2 separate regions of the Homo sapiens genome follow, and region 1 is linked to region 2. The links are chromatin contacts, found by Hi-C in ENCODE. All regions are on one chromosome and are shown on one strand. Each heading gives the region's core, a stretch centred on a gene start or an enhancer-like site at or near the end of the contact. The rest is flanking DNA. Distances are from core to core; before and after follow the strand shown.

The links. A loop is a pair of places that touch in the nucleus more often than their neighbours do. Pooled maps may share reads with other maps.
Region 1: a map of MCF 10A shows a loop between it and region 2 (15-fold over the local background). The contact joins two enhancer-like sites. A Hi-C loop is called at or near these places in 7 of 168 maps with a recorded cell type or tissue (MCF 10A, PC-9, Right ventricle myocardium inferior and 3 more) and 11 of 50 pooled maps.

The regions. Positions count from the first base shown.
Region 1 is chr15:61,048,482-61,054,202 of GRCh38, forward strand. All of the region lies in intron 1 of RORA (RAR related orphan receptor A), which reads right to left. All of the region lies in intron 1 of LOC107984805 (a long non-coding RNA gene), which reads right to left. Among named protein-coding and RNA genes, the nearest start is that of RORA, 180 kb to the right of the region's middle. RefSeq lists a silencer at 1,483-1,642. Within about 2 kb of position 3,135, at least 2 of the 41 ENCODE cell types and tissues checked have a DNase peak (open chromatin) inside an H3K27ac peak, as active enhancers do.
Region 2 is chr15:60,929,114-60,934,946 of GRCh38, forward strand. The region is part of intron 1 of RORA (RAR related orphan receptor A); the gene reads right to left. Among named protein-coding and RNA genes, the nearest start is that of RORA-AS4, 170 kb to the left of the region's middle. RefSeq lists an enhancer at 2,832-4,031. Within about 2 kb of position 3,623, at least 3 of the 41 ENCODE cell types and tissues checked have a DNase peak (open chromatin) inside an H3K27ac peak, as active enhancers do.

The DNA.
Region 1 (5,721 bases), core at 1,885-4,384, 120 kb after region 2:
AGACTCCTGTCCCGGGGGAACTGTTTTTCCTTTTGCCCCACACCCCAGATATCTTCGTGACAGCCCCTGCCCTGAAAGCCCGGTGAGCGTCATGGCGGAGAAGCCAGCCTGTTTCCGATTATTCTGCCTGACAGGGACTATCTGCTGCTGTGTGCAGTTGTAGAAATGTCATAAGCTCAGGACTCAGGACACTTTGACGTCGAGTCCAACAGGACCCATAGAGTCCCCCTGAACAATTCTCATCTGTGTGGGAAGCCTAAGGGGTGGTTTTAAGTAGGGGCTGGCAGGAGAGTGAGGTCTGGGCTGCTTCTTTACGGCTCTTCAAGTGCCGGCCATTTCCTGGAGTTTCATGGGAGTCAAGACTTACTTTTGGCCTCAGACACAGTCAAGGATCATCCTGATGCAAAAAACAAAATCACCTTTGAACCTCTTCCTCCACACCATCTTCCACTTTGGTTTTCCGCTATGCCTTTGTACTGGGGACAAAGACTATCCACGAATCCTTACTTTAAAAACTGAGGCAGTGGCTCTGAATCATTCCCCCTTGGACACCCCCACACATCTGAACACCCTCGTGTCCCAACACCACATCTGCTGAAGTTGACTGGACCTGAAATGCTGGAGGCTCAGTGTTTTCGGAAACTGCGGAGAGTTCTCCTGCCACAATTCTCTTGTTGTCGTCAAAAGCAATTACATGTTTCAGATGATGAAAAGCACTGTCATGAAAAGCTGGCACAGCAGCCAAGGAGACAGATGTATTAAACCACACGGCTTCTCAGAACTCCCACTTACGTTGGAGCTCAGCACAGAGATGAGCATGGTGATATCCCCCCGTCTAACATCCTCCCATTTGGATTTAATGCATGAGGCTCGTTTCTGATGAGGTGCCAAATTCTTTCGGTGGACAAACACAAAGTTGCAGAATTCAGTGATCATACAAGTCCATGTCCTCAAACGAAAATAATAATACTATAAATGCAAAGATGCTACCATAAAAAATACAGTAGGTGGACTTTTGTGAGTCAACATAAAAAAATCCAGCATTTCTAACTGGTAGCATGAGGAGTACCAGTCTGCAGGATGTTAACGCACTGATAGGCTATGGACAATATATTCCACACTTACGGAAGTGGGGAAACTATAGGTCAGACAAAGCTACAGGTACTTCTTTCTTTCTTTTTTCTTTTTTTCTTTCTGAGATGGAGTCTCCCTCTGTCGCCTAGGCTGGAGTGCAATGGCATGATCTCAGCTCACTGCAACCTCCGCCTCCCGGGTTCAAGTGATTCTCCTGCCTCAGCCTCCTGAGTCGCTGGGATTATAGGCGCACACCACCACACCCGGCTAATTTTTCATATTTTTAGTAGAAACGAGGTTTCACTGTGTTAGCCAGAATGGTCTCGAACTCCTGACCTAGTGATCTGCCTGCCTCAGCCTCCCAAAGTGCTGGGATTACAGGTGTGAGCCACGGCACTCGGCCCAAGTACTTCTTAACTGCAGGACTTCTCAGAGGCTTTTAATATGGTAATGAGTGCTGTGCAGTGAGATGACTCAAATCAATATATAGCCAACACGTTTGATATGACCACAGAACCCATTTCCCTGAACACTTTTTATCACCTCCTAGAGCAGGGGTCAGAAAACTACTGCCCATGTGGTCTGATCTGGCCACTGCTTGTTTTCGTAAATTTTCACTGCCCACAGCCAACCTCATTTGTGTACATGCCGTCCATGGCTGCTTTCACACTGCAGCCGCAGCGATGAGTCATGAGACACGCACCCGTGGCTCACAAAGTCTAAAATATTTACTCTTTGGCCCTTTACGGAAAACGTGTACAAACTTTGTCCTCTGAAATATAGTTTGGGAACCTACTTCACTCATGATATCAATAATTCTAAAAAATTTCAAACAATTTTTAAAGTCAACATTGAGAAGTTTTCCATGGTTAGAATTTAATAATTACAGTCAATAACTCTCTTAAAGCATCGTGACAATAAAGTAGAAGGACACTGTGTAATTCTATATGGTCTCTGTCTTCAGGGAGCTCCCAAGCTAGTTTGTGAAAAAGAGAACTCAAGGCACAAACAACTGGGGGGCAAGAGATGTTCTAAACACTAAGAGGAGGCAATATGGCATAGTAGAAAGAATGCAAGCATGTGTAAGAGTAAAACATACACAGGGCGCAGAGTCACAAGAGTCAGGGGTTGGTCTTGGCTGTGATACCTTCTCCTGCGATAAGAGTAAGACCTGCTTTATTGAGCACTTACTATGTGCCAGGCACCATCCCAGTTGCTTTCCATGAAGGATTGCTCTTTAATTCTTATCATAATGAATAGGTACTATTATTATCCCAGTTTATGGGTGAGGAAACCAAGTCTTAGGTTGACTAACTTATTAAAATAAAGCACATACCTAGTAGGTGGTGAACAAGAGCCAAAACAAGTCTGTTGGTCAGCTAACCACCACGTTATAGTGGCTGCTGCTTAGGGGCAGCATATATCCTCTGCATTTCCCCAGAGGTGACAGAAGTAGTGGAGAGGGTAGTGCTCTCTAGGCTCTGACACACAGCCCATGTTTGCTGACTCAACAACCACACAACGTAATGCTATGGCACCTCAGGTGGCAGGGAGGGTATCGTGGGCTGGACTGATCTTCAGAAGGCTGCATCTGAGCAGGGTGTGGAAGGATGGCAGAAGGAAGAGGGGAGTGAGGCACTCAGGGTAGACAGAAGGTGATACTGCCACATCCTCCACTCAGAAGGAATCTGGAAGGTTTTGACAAATATGTACATTTTGGAGTGGGAACAGCAGAAAGTAGGGGCTGGCTACCTACTTTCCACTACCCCTATCCCCACTCCCCCTAGGGGGTGAGGCAGAGATAAGCACGCTTTGTGGGGCACACTGATCCACAAACTTGCAAGCCTGAGCTCCACTCAGCAGCAGCCTGGGCAGGATGAATGGTGGTGTGCAGGTGTTTGCGGCATGCATAGCTTCTCTTTCTCCTAGAGTCAATCCAGTGATCCCCTGCGAAAAGAATCCTCCACTTGACCTGAATGCTCTGTATTGGCACCTTCTGGACAGGAATCCTATCGGGTATTTCATCAAAGCATCCCACAGCAGTTTTAAGTGTGGCTCCATGAGAGTAAGACACCAGGACAGCTGTGCCACCTAGTGATGCTTGCCTGTACTGTCTGCATCCCAGAGAGTGGGAGAGGCTTCGGAAAGGACTGGTATTTGCTATTTTTGGCCAACACTTCTACATGCAAAGGAATCTGAAGTCTCCGCCTGGGCTTCAAAACATTTCTTGTGGCCTCACTGACCATTCCCGTGAGCCTCAGGGGACATGAGTGTCTTCAAGCTAAGAGGGAGCAGTCCAACTCTGCAGCACGAATTACCAAGGAACATACAACAGACACTTCCCCTCCTCCATTTCTGCCTTTCAGCAGAAAGGGAGGGTGCACCTCCTCTTACATCCTATTGTGGCTGCAATAACCTGCTTGCTTTCTTGTGCAGCCTGGAAGTCTTATGCACACAGCACCTGCTGCTTTCTAAACTAAATAGAAATGCTATCGTCTGCAGTCAGAAACAGAAAAGACAGAGGATGCCTGGTGAGGATCTGTCCTACATCCCAGAGTGCAAGAGTTAAAGGTGCTAACCATTAGTGTTATGTGGGTGCAGCTTATGCACACAGAGAATGATCAGTGTTTTCATTTAATAGGAACTCTCCTCCACTCCCAAACACAGCAGTGGAGGGAAAGGCCTTTTAAGCCTTATTAAGGTTGAGGAAAAACTCTGGTGAAATTATACTACATATTTTTGTTTCTTTCTCTATTTCAGATTCCTTGCAAGAGGTCCACTGGAAAGCTAGAATTCTAGAAGTCAGGATGGGAAAGCCTCATACGTAATGCTTTTGCTCCTTTGAATTACAGTTAACTCCAGTGGTGCCACTGACACTGCTTTCGCGTAGTGGTTCTAGTATCGTACGATGCTGATACAAGTAAGCTATGGCTATGTGTTTTCCGTAAGAAAGGAAAACATCACTCCAGGAGAGAAATGGAGGATGAATGATATTTATCAGATTGTAGCTTCTGAAAATGGATTTGCTTTACCAGATCAAAGACAGCCTGTTTCTACACATCACCAATTCTGTGGGAAACATTCCAGATATTCTGAGAGCGCATTTTGAGACTGAGTAGTTGGTTCCCTCACTGACTGTTTCTACTGTAAGTAATAGTATATTTCCATGCACTCTTGATTGGTATTATACAGTTCATCAATAAGACAAAAGCAGAAAAGAGGTACAAAGAGACCAACAGGGAAGAAAGACGCGAAGATGAAAACTTCAGCAGCATGCCACGTACAGTTGGCTTGGATGTACCCTGCACAAAAGTGTCCAGCCTGTACCTCGCTGACCTAGCTGTTCGCCGGTACAAGATTAAGGAAGTGACAGCTTTTCCTAATTCACTGAAAGTGCTTTGGGACTAAATTGTAGCACAGTATAAGTAAAGTATCCTAAGGGGAAAAGAAAACTCCATATTCATGATCCTTAATCTATTTTATTGATTAAAGATTTAGCCAAATACATCACTCCTGCTTTTGTCCCTGTAACAACCAATGCTGTGTTATCAGGAAGAGATAAAACCAGACCTGATCGGAGCTACTCAATCACTTGGTCCTGAATCACTCGCTTTTCACCCAAAGTCAACAGTCTTGATTCCTCATATTTTAAGGTGTTCATTGTAATGTACTGTTACTGTTTGCATACAGCTGTCAGCTGCAAAAACATTTTTTTTTTTGAACACAAAAATCAGGCTTTTGCCCCCCAACACCCACCCCCTTCCCGGGAGACTCCATGGTAGCCTACTGACTCACACTGACAAAAAGGACAAAGGCCCTGGGTTGTCTCTGCCGCCTGCCTGTCCAGATGTAATTAGGCCTCACACAGGTAACCCCTTGGGCAGCAGAGAAAGCTCAGCGAGAAGGCACGGGGTTGTGAATACAGTTTCACGATGATTTCCATGGCTGCCATGAAGGCTCTGATCAGCTACAAATGGGCAGATGCCAGGATGACCCTCCTGATTTCCTGGTCCCTCCTGGACCTGGATCTGGATCTGGATCTGGTGTCCAGGGAAGAGCAAAGACCAGGAGAAAGAGGTAGAATCCCAGCAACAAAGCCTGGGTATGCGGTCTTTGAGAATGCCTCAAGAAAACAAATTCTTGCTTCTCCCTTTTCAAGGGGCTACAGGGAGACGACACAGCTGATGGGTATTTTTGTAGCCAGATATCAAGTAGTGTTAACGTTGGGCATAGGTTCAAACAAATGTGCTCCGTTAAGAATCTACACAGCATGAAGAGTGTTTAGACTTCATGATATATATATATATAAACATTCTTCAGGGAGGGTTTCCTTCAGAAAATTCAATACTCAAGGAAAAGGAGTTAGGGACAGTTTATTTTGGTTATTTTCTTTGTTTGTTTTCTCCAAAGCTATTTCTTGAAAAAGGAATCCTTTCAAAGTAAATAAAGGAATCCTTTCAAAGTAAAATAGACTACATTACATTTTTATCCCAAAGCTGCTGGGTGGTAGGTGTGACTTGGAAAACTGTAGTTTGTTTCAAGCAAATCCACTTGGATTGAGCATGAAGGAAAATAAAATTAAAGGATGATGACGAATAAATGGAAATGTTTAAGGATCACTTTGGCCAGCATCTTCATACTTAATTG
Region 2 (5,833 bases), core at 2,373-4,872:
CTTTTTGGTTCAATTAATGAGCCATAAATAACCCAATGAAGGTGTCAACAAAGAGGGTAATTTATCATACCTTGTCAAGACGGCAAGCTTTGTGAGGCAAGCGCTCATTCACAGTCTGGTGCAACATGTTAAGATTTATTCCTGGCCAGGTCCCTCCTCCTCCAGCCCTCCCTCCCCCTATCAAAATTTATCTTTCACAGGAATCCTCACAGGTGTGCTGCTTTGACAAATAAGCTATGAAGTCTGGTATTCATCACTGGCTGGTCTTTGTTGAGAGGAAGGCAGCGGGAAATAAATTTATGTTAGAGGGAAGGTACTTGTGATTCAAACACACTCAAGGGGAGCAACGAGGTTATTTCCATCCTCCTGGTTCTGCAAAAGGCGAGAAGGAGATAATGCTAGGACAGCCACTTTCTTCAGTTTTTACTACTTGATGGAAGAACAGCCAGGACTTTACTGAGATGCGCACTTAGCTGTCAGTCTGGAGGCTCCAGTCGCATTCTCTTGAAAATGTTTGGTTGGGAAATCTTACAGTGGAGTAGAAAGTGCTACAAGACATCTGATATGCCCAGAATCGCCATATCAGGAGGTTTTCCCGCTTCGCTCTTCAACTTCTGGCTTCCCTTGGAGTGCTCATCCTGAAGTGTGAGTTTGCATAATAGCCATCTGGGAGTGCTTGCTAAAATACTGATTCCCAGGCCTCCCCTCCAGCCCCCAGAGATACGGACCTGGGAAGTCTAGGGAGGAGCCCAGGAATGTGTATTTTGACAAGCTCGCCTCTGTTCTTGCCTTCAGACGCATATGGTTTATGGAGCACATTTTGGATCAACACGTGCTGCTTAGAGTCTCTGGTGCATGCCTCTGAACTTTCTGCAATGATGGAAATGCTCTCTATTTGTGTTACTTAATACTGCAGCCACTAGTCTCTTGTGGCTGTTGGGCCCTTGAAATTTGGCTAGTGTGAGAGAGGAATGGAATTTCTTAATAGTATTTAATTTTAATTTATTGAAATTTATATAGCCATGTGGCTAGCGGCTACCATTTTAGATGGTAGAGCTCTAGCCCATCATTCTGCATAGTAGATACAGACGAAAAAGCTCAACATAAGACCTGATATGCCAGTCTCCTCCTACTCTACCCTATTTTCCAGCTAAGAAATACTCCAAGTCCCTGGAGTGTGCCCTATTTAGTCATTTCTAAACAGGAAGAGGGAGGAGCATATCCTCCCACCTCCATTCTCAAGGTCTATATAAGCCGAGAGACAGAAAGATCCAATTTCTTAAGTGCCTTCCATGTGGGACGGTGGGAGGCATCTTTGAGAATTACATATGGTCTCCCAATACAGGGAGGGAAGACAAATATACAAGTGACCCAACACCAGGTGGCCCACTATGAAGCTGTAGAAAACACCTATAGATGCAAAGTGCCAGGAGTCCTCAGCCTCCCCTAGCAGATGTGAACACTTCCGGACACCAGCCATTCCCTTCCCACTTTGGAATTAATGCAACAGCCTTGTAGCTCATTATGCCCAATTCACTGAAGGAAGTTAGACTTCTGAATTCCTTCCTTGAAGTGTCCAAGGTAGGTTTCCCACTGTCTGCCCTGTTGAGATGGGACCCACCTCTGTGGTTACACTTTGTATGTGGTGACTGTCATCACCTGCTCATCTGCTCACCTGTAGACTTTGAGGTCCGTGAGCAGAGATTCCCAATCATTTATCTCTGAGCCAAGAGACCGACCCTGGTGGGGCAAAACCAGTATGTTCTAAAATGAAATGGCCTCACATCTGCCTATATGAGGCCTCTTACGTCTTGCTTAAGGATAAAAGTGGCCCTTGAAAAACAGAAAGTGGTCTGTTCTCTGAGGGTAAAAGGGTGTAGGTGTTCCCTTTCTACAGTGTTATGAGAGGGACTTACCCCTTAAATGTGTATTTTAAATGGCAGGGGGAAGAGGGGGAAGACCACATGGAAGAGTGACTGGTCCAGGGTCTGGGGAAGAACTCCCTGTCTGTGAGAAAATTCCACCTGGGAAAGAGAAGGTGAGTCTGCCTAGAGCAGCAGATAGGCTCCAGGTCCATAAGTGGGGCCAGGCAGGCTTACAGGAGTAGGAGGCACGGAGGCACATTGGGAGGTAGGCTGTTCACTGCCCAGAGGCACAAAGCCCCTGTCCCAGAAGTGAAGGGCAGCCTACAGGCCTCCACTGGATGCCCTGCCACCCACGAACAGCCCCTCCCTGCCCAAGCACTCTTCCTTACTCACTCCTCTGGCTCCATGGGGAAGCAGAATCCCAACTCATAGCTGCAGGAGGAATAGCTGAAGAGAGAAGAGGCCTGGCTTCAGCTTCCAGAGCTAAGCCCTGCCAATCTCCCAGACTCCTGCAGTCTTTCAAGTCTCCGACATTTGATTACTCCTTTCTTCTCATGAAGTGTCCTTATTTTGCCTCTAGAAAACAGGCACTGGTATCAAGAGTTGCATGGCTGATGCCAAGACTTAATGCTCCAGAGTGTCTTGCACAGGGCCAAAGCTGCCTCTTCTGGCACACACAGAGTTCTACAGAAGGGCCCCCTTATAGGCCACCAGCCACTGTGAGGACCTCATAAGCAAATGTAAGGGCAGGAAGAGATGGGACATGGTCTGGCAAAAACCTCAGCCTTCTCCCTAAGCTCTTCTGCCTTATGAGGCTGATAGCTCAGACTCAAAACAGTTGGCTGAGTTCTCCAGCTAAATATTCATTTCTCCAGCTAAATATTGATTCCTTCAATATTAACACCATGTCAGGGAGCCATGTTAAGCCATTGCCTCAACTTGGCACTGCAGCTAAACATAATGAAATGCCAGAAATTAGGGTCTAGAATTGATTATGGTACCAATTCTAATCCTGAATTCTCAAAGCAATATCTAGAAAAATATTGAATCAAGAGTTTTTTTTTTTAAATGAAGATCCTATACTGGAGGGAGATGGGCAACTTCTATTTGGAATAACAAGCAGTATCAATGTCTTTGAATTCACCTTGAAAACCAATCCTTTGGAGTAGAAAGAATTCATGGTATTTGAAATGTCCAAGATTACTAATGAGGGGAAAATCTGAGGGACCTGAGAAGGTGGGGTTGCTTGAGAAGCAGTAAAGCTTCTCAAAGAAGAAATGGAGATGCCATGAGCAGCTGCCTTGGACCAGATTCCAAGGCAGTGTCTTGTAAACTCAGCCACGATTAGGGCTGGGTCATTCTGGACCGTCCTAAAGAGAAACCATTAAAAACCATTAATTCCTTCAGATATCACAGCTGCTTACTCATAGTAGCTCATTCATAGGTAAGGAAACTGAGATCTCCCTAAGATCAAATAAGTAACAGGTATGTTAAAAAGTTTCATTTGTTTACGTGTTACTACCAAGGGCCAAGTTTCTCCATGTAGTGCAAGGAAATAATTTCTGTGCAACAGCTCGAGATATGCAGCTTGAGTTTGCCTGAAGCCCTGGCACTGTGAATTGCGGCTCCTTCAGATCTTGCAAGCTACCAGCGATTTGGCGGGGTGGGTAACTGGTTGGGAAACCTCCCAGGAAACCACAGCTCCTGCAAATGACTCAGTAGGTGGTTCCGACTTCTCTGAGTCAGAACCAAGCCCATGGCCCAGCCCCATGCCAAGACTCCCTGGCATTGTTGAGATGCTCTGAGCTTGGCTGGCATGTGACACTGAGGACCTCTGGTGTTTGTCTGCAAAGGGATGAATGCTCTTTCTGATAAGGAACCAAGGAGTGTGGAACAGAAAAGCAGCTGAATTCTCTCAGTGGCCTGGCTCTCTCTTGCCCCCTCAATCCCTGAAGAGTGTTGATGGCTTCCTACGTCAGACAACCTTTCACTTAAAAACTTACTCCTCTTCCTTACCCAGGAGTTTCCAGGTTGCCCCCCACAGTCATGAACTTGCAGACACAGAATGCTTAGTTCTAGTATTGATTCTGCTGCTTCCCAGGGCTGTGACCCTGAGCAAGTCTCCTACTGTGGGCCTCAAGTATTACCCATCCCAATTTCATCATCAGCCCAATTGTCCTCTAGTGCCATGATGATCATACTAATCTTCCAACCCAAATTCTCCACTGGCTCCCACTGCCTATGGAATCATGTCCAGACTTCTTAGCCTGGTATTCAAATCCCAATCTATCTTTTAAGCCTCAGCTTCCTCTATTATTCTCCCTGTAGCCTACGTTCTCAGCAAATTGGACCACTCACTCTCCCTAAATGTACTGTGCATTTCCCATTCCCTGTGCCCTTGCAGTGCCCTTTTCTTGAGATGCCCTCTCCTTGCCTCTGGAAATTTTGCCTACGCTTCCAGGCTCAGATCAAATGCGACCTCCTCCTCCAAGCAGCTTCCGCAGCTCTTCTCTTGTGAAGCCCCCTTGATCTCTCACATCACAGTTTGTTGGTACCTTCCTATTGACATAGAACGCATTATTCTGAATCGCAGGCATTTGTGTGGATGACTTCTCTCTCCTCCTGGATGGCATACTCCTAAAGGAAGAGGGGTGGGGGAGGATGTCTTATTCCCCTTTCAATTTCCCATCATGCCAGGGTATACACATCTGTACTAATGAACAAATGAATGAATTTAGAAAATCTAGATGGATGTTCTAAAATTATCTACAGCTGTGGTATTTCATACCAGAGGTGGCTGCACATCAGTAATAAAAACCAGCCCAGACACAAGCTTTTCATATGGGAAAAAGCAGAGGCACTGGTGCGATCCATTCTGTTGGCCATGAAATGTCTTTGGGTGTGTGCACACAGACTCCCACAAACCAGATGCAACATCTGCTTTTGAAGGGCCCAGAGAGGCTGGGCTCCCTCATTTCTCAAAGTGATGAGAAGCGCATTGGAGTCTTGCAGCTGACAGTCGTTCGGTAAAGAAACACCTACTTAGCATAGCCCCAGCTCCAGCTCCACACCATATGCATCAATAGGGGTGGGTCACAGTGCCCTCTTGGCAGTAAGCCAGGAGGAGATTTGAGGTTTGGTTTTGCTGTGCTCAACAGGCAGTCCTGATCTACATTAACAAGTCTCCTGCTTCCGTGTGACTAGCTAACAAGGAGACTGCTGCCTGCCTCATGCAGGGAGACCTTTCCCAAAGCTTGGCACCTGCCCTATGCTGGCCCAGTGGAGGCCAAATGGGGGAGCAGAAAGGAAGACATTGCTAAAGTTCTCTTTTCCACTTTCCTTCAAGAGACTAGACCAGTATTCTCAAACTTTAGCAAGGGTCAGAGTCCTCTGGAGGGCTTGTAAAAAGAAAAAAAAACAAAAACACAGATTGCTGGGCCATAACTCCAGAGTATTTGACTTAGTAGCTCTGGGATAAGGCCCAAGAGTTTGTTGTTGTTGTTGTTGTTGTTGTTGTTGTTTGTTTGTTTGTTTTTTTCTGATATGAGGTCTCACTATGTGACCCAGGCTGGTCTGGTCTTGAACTACTGGCCTCAAGCAGTCCTCTTGCTTCAGCCTCCTGAGTTGCTGGGATTACAGGTATGAGTCAATGAGTCATCACACTGGCTCAAGAATTTGCATTTCTAACAAATTTCCAGGTGATGCTGATGTTGCCTGTCTGGGAGCCACACTTTGAGAACCACTGTATTGGCTACTCCAAAGAAAGGCAAATGAAAGCCCTCAAGCCATCACTGGCTGGACAAGAGGTATGACTGTCTCCCTGCCTCCAGGCTCTGCTCCATTACAATCTGTCCTCTACTTTCCCACAGAAAGCACCTTTCTAAAGCACACATCCACCTATGCCATTGGCTGCACTGCCTGTTCCTTGCCTATAAAATACAAACTCCACAGCCAAGCTTATGTTGTCT